2 separate regions of the Homo sapiens genome follow, and region 2 is linked to region 1. Evidence: chromatin loops called from intact Hi-C (ENCODE). Cell type or tissue: PC-9. All regions are shown on one strand. Links, peaks and the distances in the headings refer to the core of each region. The heading gives the core; the rest is flanking DNA.

Evidence for each region. A loop is a pair of places that touch in the nucleus more often than their neighbours do. Peaks named below come from ENCODE experiments on the same cell type or tissue, not always from the same donor. Only the 100,000 strongest peaks of a DNase experiment are listed, where the experiment ranks them.
Region 2: it touches region 1 in a loop (7-fold over the local background); 5 of 110 quality-filtered maps call a loop at or near these places.

Annotation. Positions count from the first base shown.
Region 1 is chr20:50,081,308-50,089,559 of GRCh38, forward strand. PEDS1-UBE2V1 (PEDS1-UBE2V1 readthrough) reads right to left here. Exons shown (of 8, transcript NM_199203.3): 7 at 2,822-2,947; 8 at 1-1,607. The coding sequence ends at 1,461. It overlaps UBE2V1 (ubiquitin conjugating enzyme E2 V1), which reads right to left. Exons shown (of 4, transcript NM_001032288.3): 3 at 2,822-2,947; 4 at 1-1,607. The coding sequence ends at 1,461. Among named protein-coding and RNA genes, the nearest start is that of UBE2V1, 28 kb to the right of the region's middle. In PC-9, for the core only: CTCF peaks have their summits at 4,336 (motif pointing left) and 4,536; DNase peaks (open chromatin) are centred at 4,324, 5,334 and 6,084; H3K4me3 peaks cover 1,240 bases; H3K27ac peaks cover 2,138 bases.
Region 2 is chr20:49,612,632-49,617,631 of GRCh38, forward strand. No RefSeq gene overlaps it. Among named protein-coding and RNA genes, the nearest start is that of PTGIS, 47 kb to the left of the region's middle. In PC-9, for the core only: a CTCF peak has its summit at 3,042 (motif pointing right); a DNase peak (open chromatin) is centred at 3,180; H3K27ac peaks cover 3,075 bases.

The DNA of each region.
Region 1 (8,252 bases), core at 1,531-6,530:
TTGCTGCTTCAAAAGGTGGTTTTACACAAATACTAAATTAAAAAAAAAAAAAAAACCTTTAGTACACAATGAATTGCTTTTATTTCGGTATGCATCCACATTTCAGCATTTAGTGGTCCTGAACAGCAAGTGGAAAGACGCAGCAATTTGCCAGGAGGTCAAGCCCACCAATTTCGGGGATCTGCTGTGCACACCGGGTTCCTTCTTAATCCCTGCTGAGGATCTTGGGAAGCAGCAGCAGCACCAAAACCAAGGCATGCACCGGATTCAAGGTTCTTTTTGTTCCAGTTGTCAGATTCCAAACTAGACCCCAATGGATTGCAAGGATGACCAAATGAAAGCCCTGTTTAAAACTTCTTCAATTTTTAAAAGCAAAAGCAGTTACAGGAAAGTAAAACAATTCAGAGGGATCATGTGTGCTTACAAGTATCTTCATGCGGTCTTTCTCCAAGTTCAACCACCAAGGACTCCGAGAGCTGGCAGGTCTGAGTAACCCTGGTGACTATTCTTTTCACCTTATCAAAACCTGAGCTAAAAACAATGCATCAGCTGATGACAGCAGAGGGTGGCAGGGCTGAGGACCCAATATTCATTTCCCAGGCTGGTGGAGAGTGAGTGAGTATGGTTCCAAAACTAAACAAGGGAGGTCAGAGGCTCTTTCCAACCTTACCTGATGGCTTCTGGCCAAAGCAAGGAAGTGTCATGGAAGGTGTTGGGTGGTGACGGTGCAAAAAGGAACTTGAGGAGGAGGGAGAAAAAGCAGCACCCCTCGATAAAGGTGGGGGAGAGAAGATATGGGGAAAGCCCTGAATTCCTCACCGAAGGCCAATCTCAGAGGGGAGTGGAGGGGTTACAATCTATGCTTCGGCCAAGGGCGGGAGTGGAGGAGCGTGGGGACAGGATGATGGTTTGGAAGGGGCATCACTTAAGACTTAAAGAAACCAGGGGTGCAGGCGAAACACCCCACACACCTAGCAGTAGTCCCACAGGCTGCGACCTGAAACCTTCACATCTACTCTAACAAGCCCCCCAGGCTAGAGGGCTGTTGTTGCAGGGAGGGTGGGAGGCGGGAGGGTAAGGGGAGAAGGCAGAGACCCCAGGCCGTGTAATCAGCAGCAAGGTGATTGTGTGATGTGTCTTTTCACAGTTGAGTTAGATGTGCCCCACCAGTTATGATGGGAATCAATTTAAATAGACTTTCTTGATCCCAGAAGTTCAACTACGTGGACAGTGGTTACACTTGACAGGATGATTTGTTATAGCACAACTTATATATTTCAAATGGACAAAAAATTAGTATCATTTACAGTATCTTAAGATAAATTTCCTTTGAATGGGAGCTTCCTTTCCGGTACTTTGAGGTCTACAAGACGTATCTAGAAAATTTACTACTGTGGAAAATGAAGACTGATTAAATCGAATTGGGGGGAAGGGGAAGGGCCTGTGGTTTTTCTTTTTGATTAATTGCTGTAACACTGTCCTTCGGGCGGCTGAGGGAGTTTCATATTTTCTTTAGACATCATTAGGCGCCGAAGCTCTTGCAGGACAACTTTGATGCTATATGAATTCTGCCATTTTGCTAGCACTGATATGGCTCTTGGGTCCACCTACAACAAGGCAAACAAAAGCAAATTACTCTCAGACTCTCAAACAAAATAGCTATATGCCGGGGTTAAGCTAAGGTGCAAACTGGAGTAAGATGTACTTTTTAAGCTGAACCTGCTGCTAATCCTAATACCTTACATGCGGAATACCTACCTGCTAGAGTCCCTCCCTCCAGTCAGCCTGCCTTTCCCTTTTGTGCCCTGAACCATTACTATCTGGGATAAGGAAACGGTGGTACTGACACTTGGGTGAGACTCAACCCAGCCCTACTTGGCTCTTCAATAATGGCCGCTGCTGGGCTGGCGGCTGCCGGGCTCAGGACCTGTCCTCTTCACTGCGCCCAGGTCAGGGGGACAGATGTGCATGCAGGGCAGTACGGACAGCCAAGGCAAAGGGTGGCCAGGACACCTGCTCCAGTGACAAGGGCCTGCCACAGAGCCAGCACCTCTCAGGTTAAGGCAGCATTTCCCAAAATAAATTCCCCAAAGCACAGGTTGAGCTCTGGGCTCAGGACTTTAGGTGGAACTCAGATTCAGGATTAAACACTAAACACACTGTAACAAAGCTCATCTCTTTTCAATTTTCCAGTCTTCTGAGTATCTCAAAGACGAAGGCTTGGCGTGACGTTAACATGTGTAGCATCCCTTCAACACTTGCTGATCTCCTCTTTGAACAGGAGAGCAGGCCTCAAAGGCTCAAAGCTTTTGGCAAATGACACATGGAGTCAAGATTTATTAACATTGCTCTGTTTTTGTAATATTTACTGTTGCCATTATTGCCCAGTTATGACAACTGAGACAGGTTTTTCATTTATGGTAGTAAAAATAAAAAAGCAAGGCCATTAAAGGAAAAAAATATTACATGCCAGTGGTTCACAAATAAGGCCCAGGGGGGTAAAGGTGTAGCCCTGGGAAAGATCTTCCACGTCTGTGCCTCAGTTTCCTCATCTCTACCTCACTGGGGTGGCATGAGGAAAGAGCTCATATTTCAAAGCGACCAGCACAGAACTAGCCCAGGGTAAGTGCTATATGAGTGATCGCCAGATATAATTGGGAAACAGGCCCCATCCCAAATCTGTGCTCCTATGCACAGTGATACAGTTTATCAACAAATAACCAAAGAACCTAGGAATTGGGCCCAGTCTAAAAGCTCCTGATGTTAAGTACAAAGCAACTGTCAACTCCAAGGAACAAGTGGGACAGAGAAAACAACTTACCACTCCATTAGAACTATTTACTCCATTCATATTAATTTTTGTTACAAATCTTACAAAGGGGGGTGCTTCTGGGTATTTAGGTCCACATTCTATTTTAAGGCTGTATATTCGGTTTTCATAAATTGTCTGGAAAAAAAGAGTACGGAGATGTCACGCAATTACAAACAAAGCATTCAAAAAGGTAGAGCTTGTGAAACCCCATTTATCCCTGACTGTAGAACTGGTACATCTGCTTCCAGCATGGAGTCTACTTGTTCTGTGGTAGGTCAGCAGTTCTATACTAGTTCCTACACTAGTTTATATGACTTCCGGGCCTTGGGGGAATACAAAGAAGATGGAGCATTTAAGCTAGTACCAGTGAAGTTTTTAGTATTAAGTCTAATCAGAGGGACCTGTTTTTATGTTAATTTCTCTACTTTGCAGTCCTTCTCTGGGGAATGGTAAGAGGCATTCTCTATTCTAGGAAGCCGAGTTAAATGTCCACTCACCAGGATCATCAGCCAATCAGTTAAATAACACTATGTGGTATTAAAGCACAGAACAGGTCACTGCTTTAGAGAACCTCAAAATTAAGACAAGACGAGGGAGGGGTGCAGACTCAGAGCTGCTTCCCCCTTCTCCATCACTCCGGGGTTAGGCACTGGGTAAGGGATTTCAACTGGGGTGTTCCATCCCTCCCTGCAGTCTTTTTTTTTTTTTTTGGTAGTCTGACCTGAGAGATTACTGGCATTCAATGGGTGAGGCAGCACAGGGAAAAGCAGTCTTTTTTTTTTTTTTTTTTTTTTGAGACAGAGTTTTGCTCTTGTTGCCCAGGCTGGAGTGCAATGGTGCGATCTCGGCTCACCGCAACCTCCGCCTCCCGGGTTCAAGTGACTCTCCTGTCTCCTGAGTAGCTGGGATTACAGGCATGTGCCACCATGGCCGGGTAATTTTGTATTTTTAGTAGAGACAGGGTTTCTCCATGTTGGTCAGGCTGGTCTCGAACTCCTGACCTCAGCTGATCTGCCCTCTTCGGCCTCCCAAAGTGCTGGGATTACAGGCATGAGCCACCGTACCCAGCCAAAAACCGTCCTTCTTTAAAAGGCTAACTGTGCCTTTGTTGAGAAACACTGAAAAGTCCAACCCCCTATGCCAATAACCTCTTCACTGTACCATCTACCCCATAAGCAGGGAGATGCGCTCTGTTGCCCGGCTGTTCCTTCTGCTTGGAGCGTCCTGCCCCCACCTGAAATGCCTTGCAACCCTGAAGACCCAGCTCAAACACTACCTAGTCCCTAGCTTTCTATCCCATATGAAGTCACACTGCTATCACATGTGTCTGAAGACCACACTGAAGGGTGATGTCTCCCAGTAAAGAGTAACCCCCTCAAAGGCAGGGGCTCCCCTCTCTGTGGGTTCCCCTGTCAGGCATCAGTGCCTTCTCCGGCATCAGTACCCTCTCCGGCATCCGTGCCCTCTCCTCAGGAAAGGAGTCTTGTACTGCATAATTGCTCCCGTGTAAACAGCGGCATCTAGTGGTCTTTGGGGAGAATAAATCAGAGGATGTGATTTAAACCCTTGATTCAGAAGGCATTCATAATATACCCATGGAAACTTTTCTTGTCCACAGGGATCCCAAACTACAACCAAACCAAAACTGTGAATTTCTACCTACCCTCAACCTGCCCTCTTCCTCCTCAGTGAATGACATCAGCATCTACCCAGTTAGCTAAAGCAAAAACTAGCAGGCAACCCAATTCCCCTCTCCCTTACCCTCTACCTGCCAGTGGTCAGAAGGTCCCACTGTTCTACCTCTGAAAGAGACCCCACTGTTCTACCTCTGAAAGAGACCCCATATCCATCCACTTTCCTCCACCACCGTCACCTCTTCTGAACTCCCCCAAGTCTCTTTCTCTCTTGCTCCCGGCACAGCAGCCAGACCAACGTCTTAAAAACAGGAAGCTGTCTCTGCTGGCTTAACCCTCTGATGGCTCCTAGTGACCTGAAGAGGAAGCCAAAGTTCCCAGACTGACCCGGGCAGCCCTAACTGCCTCTTCTTTTACTCTTCTCCCTCCCCTGCCCACCATTCCTCTTCAACCTTGCCAAGTTCTCTCCACCTTGGGGCTCTCACCCCAGCTGCTTCCCCTTGGAAGTGTTCCCGATCCCCTCAGCCCCTCCCAACTGAGGCTCAGTTATGCATCAGACACCCTCACTAAACACAGAAAAAGGAGGGTGGGGGCCTTGACAGGGGCCCTCAACTGAATTGGTACTCAAATGTTTGTTGAATGTTTCTCTTCACACTTTTATATTATAAAATAAACACCTCATTGCAATTAAGGTGTTTCCTCAAAGAAAAAAAAAACCCAGTAAACAGAACAAGTAGGAAGCAAACAAAGGCATGACTCACATACAGATTTATGGAGAATATAACAGATCCATCCTCAGAACCTATCATAGTCTCCATCAACAACTATATACTCAGTGTTGACTGAATAGATCCTGAATGGAGCAAAAATCATGCTCCCTGGTTTTGTCACACAATTCAAGAATGAAATTCCTTACATTTTAAGGAATCAAATTTCTCACCACTGATATTCATCTGGTAATTTCACTGGAAGACAGTAAAAAAAAAAGCCTCAAGTCATCACAGACACACACCTGAAGGGTCATTTAAAAGCCCCAACCTAAGGCCGGGTGAGCTGGCTCACGCCTGTAATCCCAGCACTTCGGGAAGCCGAGACAGGCGGATCACAAGGTCAGTAGATCGAGACCATCCTGGCTAACACGGTGAAACCCTGTCTCTACTAAAAATACAAAACATTAGCCGGGTGTGGTTGTGGGCGCCTATAGTCCCAGCTACTTGTGAGGCTGAGGCAGGAGAATGGCACGAACCCGGGAGGTGGAGCTTGCAGTGAGCCGAGATTGCGCCACTGCACTCCAGCCTGGGCGACAGTGCGAGACTCCATCTCAAAAACAAAAAACAAAAAACAAAAAACCCCAAGCTAAGGCTGGGTGCGGTGGATGACGCCTGTAATCTCGGCATCTGGGGGGGCCGAGGTGGGTGGATAACCTGAGGTCAGGAGTTCGAGACCCATCTGGCCAACATGATGAAACCCTGTCTCTACTAAAAATACAAAAATTAGCCAGGCATATTGGCAGGTGCCTGTAGTCCCAGCTAACCGGGGGGCTGAGACAGGTGAACTGCTTAAACCTGGGAGGTGGAAGTTGCAGTGAGCCGAGACTGCACCACTCCACTCCAGCCTGGGTGACATTGCGACACTTTGTCAAAAAAAAAAAAAAAAAGCCCCAAGCTAGACTTTAATAGAAACCAGGGTTACAGGGTTTCTGGTTTTTTTATTTTGTTCATGAGTGCTCCAGGGACCTGCTAAAAAGGTTTCAGCAAAGGAAATGTGCCTGAAGGAGAATTGCTGGAACATTCTGCGTCTGTGAGAAATACTGCTCTTAAGATTCATTATTTGATCATGAAACAAACACTTTCCACTTTGTTGATATGGCTCATGCTTTGTGGAGCCGTTTGGCAGTGCTCATCAACATGTGAAATGGGCATGCTCAGACCAGCAGGCCCCTTCCTAGCAATTTCCTTCAGAGAGACGCAAACTTGTGCACAAAATGTGAAGCACTGTCTGCAATAGCAAAAATAACTACAATCTACATGTCTCCTTGCAAGGGACTATATGAACATGGCATATTCATATAACCCGGAGACTTCGTAGCCTTCTCAAAGGCCGAGGGACACTCCTTGGGCACACACACACATACGAAAGACTGGCAAAACATGGCACCAGGTATAGACGATACATTGTAGGATATGTATAGCCTATAAAAGCAGACATACACTTTCTTCCAATTCTGGATATATTTGTGTGCACACAGGCTACTTTGTCCATTAGGCACTACAGGCCCAGAGCCTGGAGATTATAAATTTTTCCTGGGCCAAATGCATACATATGAGATAACCCCAGTCTAATCATTAAAAAAAAAAAAAAAAAAAGACAAATTCCAATAGAGAGACAGTCTACAAAATACCTGACCAGTACTCCTCAAAACAGCCAAGGGCATCAAAAACAAGAAAAACCTGAGAAATGTCATTGCCACGAGGAGCCAGAGATATGATGACTAAGTGTAATGTGGTATCTTGGATGGGATTCTGGAACAAAAAACAGATATAAGTAAAAACTAAGAACACCTGAATAAAGTATGGACTTTAGCTAATAATAATGTATCAACGTTGGTTTATTGGTTGTGACAAATGTACCATAATAACATAAGATGCTAGCAACAGGGAAAAGGTAGCACAGGAAGTACTACCTTTGCAACTTTTCTATAAGCCTGTAAGTATTAGAAAATAAAATTTGTTTTAAAAATGTATGAGCTAGGCTAGGCACGGTGGCCCACGCCTGTAATCTCAGCACTTTGGGAGGCCAAGACAGGAGGACTGCGTGAGCCCAGGAGTTCAAGACCAGCCTGGGCAACAAAGTGAGACCCTGTCTCTACAAAAAGTAAAAAAAAATTAGCCAGGTGTGGTGGTGCGCCTGTGGTCTTGGCTACTTCGGAGGCTGAGGCAGGAGGATTACTTGATCCCAGGAGGTCAAGGCTACAGTGAGCTGTGATTGTGTCACTGAACTTCAGCCTGGGTGACAGAATGAGACCCTATCTCAAAAAAAAAAAAAAAAGTATGAGATATGAGAAAAGGAAAAAGGTATTAATTACAAAAATATGCAAGGAAAATTACAAAATCTAAACATACAAAAAGGAAACATTAGGTCAACCAGTCACCTGCTATTCAGTTCCAATCTTACATAGTTATATACAAATTACGTTTAATGTACAATGTGGGTACATGCTATGTTAGAATGCAGATCACAGTAACTGTTGGGGAGAAGAGTGGGGATATGGCAGTTAGGGATAAATCAGGAAAAAAGACTCCACACTAGGTTTTATAACAGAATTTAATATAAGACATTGCTTAAACAGGCGTCAGTGGACTGAAAATGTTCAAAGGGAATCTAAGCTAACACAGATGTAATAACGAAATGAAGCAGGATGGAAACTCTTAAGGGAGGGGGGGATAAGCTGGAGTTTACCAGGGTTGAGTTTACCAGGGTTGGAGGCTAAGGAAGAGGTCTGAAGAGTTGAACTCAGAACTCTGAGGAAGGGGTGCTGCCTGGCTGCTGCTAGAACCTCCAAGGAGGGGGCTTGGCGGGATGTGATGAGGCTGGTTTTGTGAATGTCCCCAGAAAGCTGGAGGTTGAAACACACTGCTGATGCCAGGATGAAGGGCTGTTACCAGGGTGGTACAGACAGAACAAACAGGCAAACTGGATACAGCAAATCCCTTTTCCCTTCCCCATGCCTTTCAGGCTCTCTCTTGTGTCCCTGACTGGTGGAACCTTCAGAGGAAGCCAGCTGACAAAGGAAAAGTGTAGTGTGC
Region 2 (5,000 bases), core at 1-5,000, 470 kb before region 1:
GTTCCCTCATCTCTAACACAGGGTGAAAGCTGGGTGCAGTGGCTCACACCTGTAATCCCAGCATTTTGGGAGGCCAAAGTGGGTAGATCGCTTGAGTCCAGGAGTTTGAGACCAGCTGAGCAACATGGTGAAACCTCGTCTCTACAAAAAATACAAAAATTAGCTGGGCATGGTGGCACACGCCTGTAGTCCCAGCTACTCGGGAGGCTGAGGTGGGACAATCACTTGAGCTAGCAAGGTTGAGGCTGCAGTGAGCGAAGATCACGCAACTGCACTCCAGCCTGGGCAACAGAGCAACACTCAGTCTAAATAAATAAATAAATAAATACAATGGGGTGAAAAATAGAAGCAACCTTCCAGCAATGGTGTGAGACTGCCTGGGTAGAGTAGTGGGAACCAGGCCTGATTCAGCAGGTGTTTAAGAGCAGGTGGTCAGTTCCAGCAGTCAGCTATAGTGGCTGGCTGGAGTGGCCATCTGTGGCGGTCAGTAGTGGTGGTCGGTCATAGTAGTCAACTTTCATGGTCGGCTATCACGACACTAAGCATGAGGACCGTCAGGTGAGCATGGCTGGGGTGTTTGGTCAGACAGACCTGGGTTCCACAGGTCTCCTGCTTTCCAGTGTGGGGCAGATATGATCTCCTTTTTCCAAGCCTCTGTTCCTCCATCTGTAAGATGGGGATAATGAGAGCCCTACACAGGGCAATGACTGTGAAGCGCCCAGCACTGGGATTATAGAATGTTCCAGGGCTTTGGAGGGCAGCCTCAGAAGAGCAGGCCAAGGAAAGCGCAGGCCTCCCGACTGAAGGAGGTCTGCAGAGCCAGCAGGTAAAGAGTGGCTATAAACGAACAGGAGCTGGGCCTCCCTCCGCGGGCAGTGGGGACGCATGAGGGCATGTTCCCAGCCTGATAGCAGGAAGCATTTCTGGAAAAGCCCAGCTGAATAGTGAAGATAGCAGAGCAGGAATGTGAAGAACGCAGACCTGGGATCAGCTTGCTGGGCTCAAGTCCCCTGTACTAGCTGTGTGTCCTTGGGCAAGTTACTTGACCTCTCTGTGCCTTGGTTTCCTCATCTGTGAAACAGGGATAAGATCAACCTAACTAGGCTATGGGGTTGATGTGAGGTCCTGATGAGAGAATATTTCTACAAAGAATGACAGATAGGCTGAGGGCCTTAAACGATGACGCAGGCCAGGCATGGTGGTGTGTGCCTATAGTCCCAGCTACTAAGGAGGCTGAGGTAGGAGGATCGCTTGAGCCTGTGAGGTTGAGGCTACAGTGAGCCGAGATTGCACCACTGCACTCCAGCCTGGGTGACAGAGCCAGACCCTGTCTCAAAATAAATAAATGATGTTGGACTGAGAAAGCATCAACACTCACCCAGGCTCTGGGGGGAAGGTGGATGTGAGCAAGGCCAGGAAGAGCCAGGAGGAATAGGAGGCAACCCCTGTATGTTTGTGTGAGCGCAGCCAGGTGCCAGGGTCGGGGGCGGCAGGAGCAGAAACCCTGAGAATGTAAAACAATTCAGCAGCGGCCGGGCACGGTGGCTCACGCCTGTAATCCCAGCACTTTGGGAGGCCGAGACGGGCAGATCACGAGATCAGAAGATCGAGACCATCCTGGCTAACACGGTGAAACCCCGTGTCTACTAAAAATACAATAAAAATTAGCCAGGCGTGGTGGCGGGCGCCTGTAGTCCCAGCTACTCGGGAGGCTGAGGCAGGAGAATGGTGTGAACCTGGGAGGCAGAGCTTGCAGTGAGCCGAGATTGCGCCACTGTACTCCAGCCTGGGTGACTGAGCGAGATTCCATCTCAAAACAAACAAACAAACAAACAAACAAACAAACAAAAAATTCGGCAGCAGTGGCAATGGCCTCAGGGACTCTGAGAGCTACTAACACAGCCACCTGGACCCACATAGGAAAAGCAAGCATTCTGAGATCGGAAGTATGAACTTTGGCCTGGGACAATAGGGAGCCACTGAAGGTTTGGTAGTCAAGGGTCAGCCCCTCTTACCCTGAGAGTTGATATAACTAGGATACTCCACAGCTTCATCCCCAGCACCTACCTCGGGGCCTGCAACATAGTAGGTGCTCAGGGAAATGATTTTAAATGAAGAAATGCATTAATGGGTGAATGAGAAACTGGCTACTAAAAGCTGGCCTTATTTTGCCCTTCACCCACATAGCACTGGGTACCTCCAGGGACTTAGATACAGAGGGACCAGCAAAGGTAAATGTCCGGAGTGGGAACAAGCTCAGGGAGACAGAGGAGCAGTGAGGAGGCCAGAGAGGCTGGAGTAGAGAAAACAAAGGGAGAACGGGGAGGGGAGGCCCCGCGGAGGTGAGCCGGCTGGACCTCTCAAGGCCTTGCGAGTAGGGAATAGCGCTTTCTTCCAAGTGCAGTGGGAGCCTCCAGAGGGTTTGGTGGTTGTGTGTGTGTGTGTGTGTGTGGGGGGGGGGGGGTTTGTTTGATTGGTTTGTTGTTGTTGTTGTTATTGTTGTTGTTGTCGTCATTGTTTTTCAGACGAGGTGTTGCTCTGTCACCCAGGCTGGAGAGCAGTGGTGCAATCTCAGCTCACTGCAGCCTCGACCTCACAGGCTCAAGCGATCCTCCTACCTCAGCCTCCAGAGTAGCTGGGACTACAGGCACGCACCACCATGCCTGGCTATTTTTTTTATTTTTTGTGGAGACAGGGTCTCGCCATGTTGCCAGGGCTGGTCTCAAACTCCTGGACTCAAGCGATCCTCCCGCCTTGGCCTCCCAAAGTGCTTGGATTACAGGCATGAGACACCATGCCCAGACAGTTGCATTTTAAATCCTCCTATCAAAGAGCATAGGCATTATTATCCCCATTTCACGGATGAGGAAACTGATGCTCAGAGATTGAATGATTTACCTAAGGTCACACAGCTACGTAGAGACAGTGCCAGGATTCAGCCTCAGCCCATTGGGCTGTGGGATCTGCAGGGCTGGAGGGGATAGAACAATGCCAGCTGGAGCCAGCACTGCTCCCCATCTGCTAAGCTCTGCCCTACGACCTCTAGGTGACACTGGGTGTTGGCAGGCATGAAGGACCTACACCGTGGGACTGTGGGGAACACGACCAGGCCCTGATCAGTAGGTCTGCTGAGTCACCAGGCCTGGCCCAGAGCTAACCTCCGGCAGCCAGGAGCCGCCCCAGGGTCCGTCCTTGGTGCCCTGCCCAGCAGCTGCCAAGCACAGCCACTGCCACATGAGCTGGATGTCCTGCAGAAGCCAGAGTGACAAACTACCCCCAAATCTGCCCTCCTCCCTGTGCTGTGTGGCCTCTGGCAAGTCCCCTGCCCTCCCTGGCCTGCGGTGCACCTGCTGTCTCGTGCAAGCCCCAGGCCGCAGTGCCCCTCCCTTTGTGCTGGGTAGAATCCTGGCCAATTGCTGATACCGAGTTTAGACCGGAGGGCAGAAAGGCGGGACAGGTAAGTGCAGACAGTGGGGAAGGCTGTGGGCCCCACAGGACTAGACTCTTGTGGGTGTGGCGGAGGACAAGGCTGCCCATCAGAGCCCCAGGGGCCCAGGCTCCACCCAGGTAACAGGACACAAGAAGAGAGAGCCTCCTAAGCAGAACTCGGTTTCTATAAGCAAGACAGATAGATAGGGCAAGCCAGCTAGCATTTATTGAGCACTTAATATGTGCTAGGCATTCTACAGCTATTCTCTTACTTAATCTTCTCAATAGCGGGTGATGATCATGATGCATGGTGATTCCTGTTTTGCAGATGAGGAAACTAAGACCTAAAGAGGTAAAGTCCTTGCTCAAGGTCCCCAAGCCAGGAAGTGGCAGAGCCAGGGTGAAATCCAAGTCCTTGTCATTCCAGAGCCTCTGCCTGGACCTGGAAGCCCCTCAGACTCTAAAGCTCTAATCCCCCCCCAACCCCCCCAGCAAAGTGCAGCATTCAGGACTGAGCCTCAAGGGACCAGCCAGGTCTGATTGTGAACCTCAGAGCAAGGCAGGATTGTCAGTGCAGTAACGTGAGACTGGTGGGGCCTGATGGCCTCCTTGGGGACAGCCTGGGACAATCGCAAACAGAAGCTGGCTCTGTGCTGGAGCTTGCCCTGTCCTGGGGACCTCTCCCACCCAGGACGAGCTCACCTCAACATGTAAGTCACCTGGGACCCGAGGAGCCCATTCTAGGGATGTAAAACCTGAGGCCCAGAATGTCCCTCTAACGTGCCCAAGGTCACACAGAGAGTGAGCACACAATTGGTACTACTGGAACCCAGTTGCCTGTCTTGTGCAGCCTCAGTTTCTTTTCCTCCCGGGATCTCCTGTGTTAAAAAAAAAAACATACAACGTGGCCGGGCGCAGTGGCTCATGCCTGTAACCCCAGCACTTAGGGAGGCCGAGGTGGGCAGATCACCTGAGGTCAGGAGTTCAAGACCAGCCTGGCCAACACAGCGAAACCCTGTCTCTACTAAAAATACAAAAATTACCTGGGTGTGGTGGTGCCTGCCTATAGTCCCAGCTACTTGGGAGGCTGAGGCAGGAGAATCACTTGAACCTGGGAGGCAGAGGTTGCAGTGAGCCCAGATTTCGTCATTGCGCTCCAGCCTGGGCAAGAGAGTGAGACTCCATCTCAAACAAAACAAAACAAAAACAAGAACAAAAAAACGCACAGTGTACTCTCTTGACCCTCATCATCTTCCAACAAGCACCCTGGTCCTCCGTCCCACCTAAGGCTGAACTTCTGGTGGAAGCTGTGCATACTCCCCCACCCACTTTCACACCCCGCCACCCTCCTCACCCTGCACCCTCCTCACCTCACCCCCTCTCCTCACCCCACCCTCTCCACACCCCACCCTCTCCACACCATCACCCTCTCCACACCATCACCCTCTCCACACCCCACCCTCTCCACACCATCACCCTCTCCACACCATCACCCTCTCCACACCCCGCCCTCTCCACACCATCACCCTCTCCACACCCCACCCTCTCCACACCATCACCCTCTCCACACC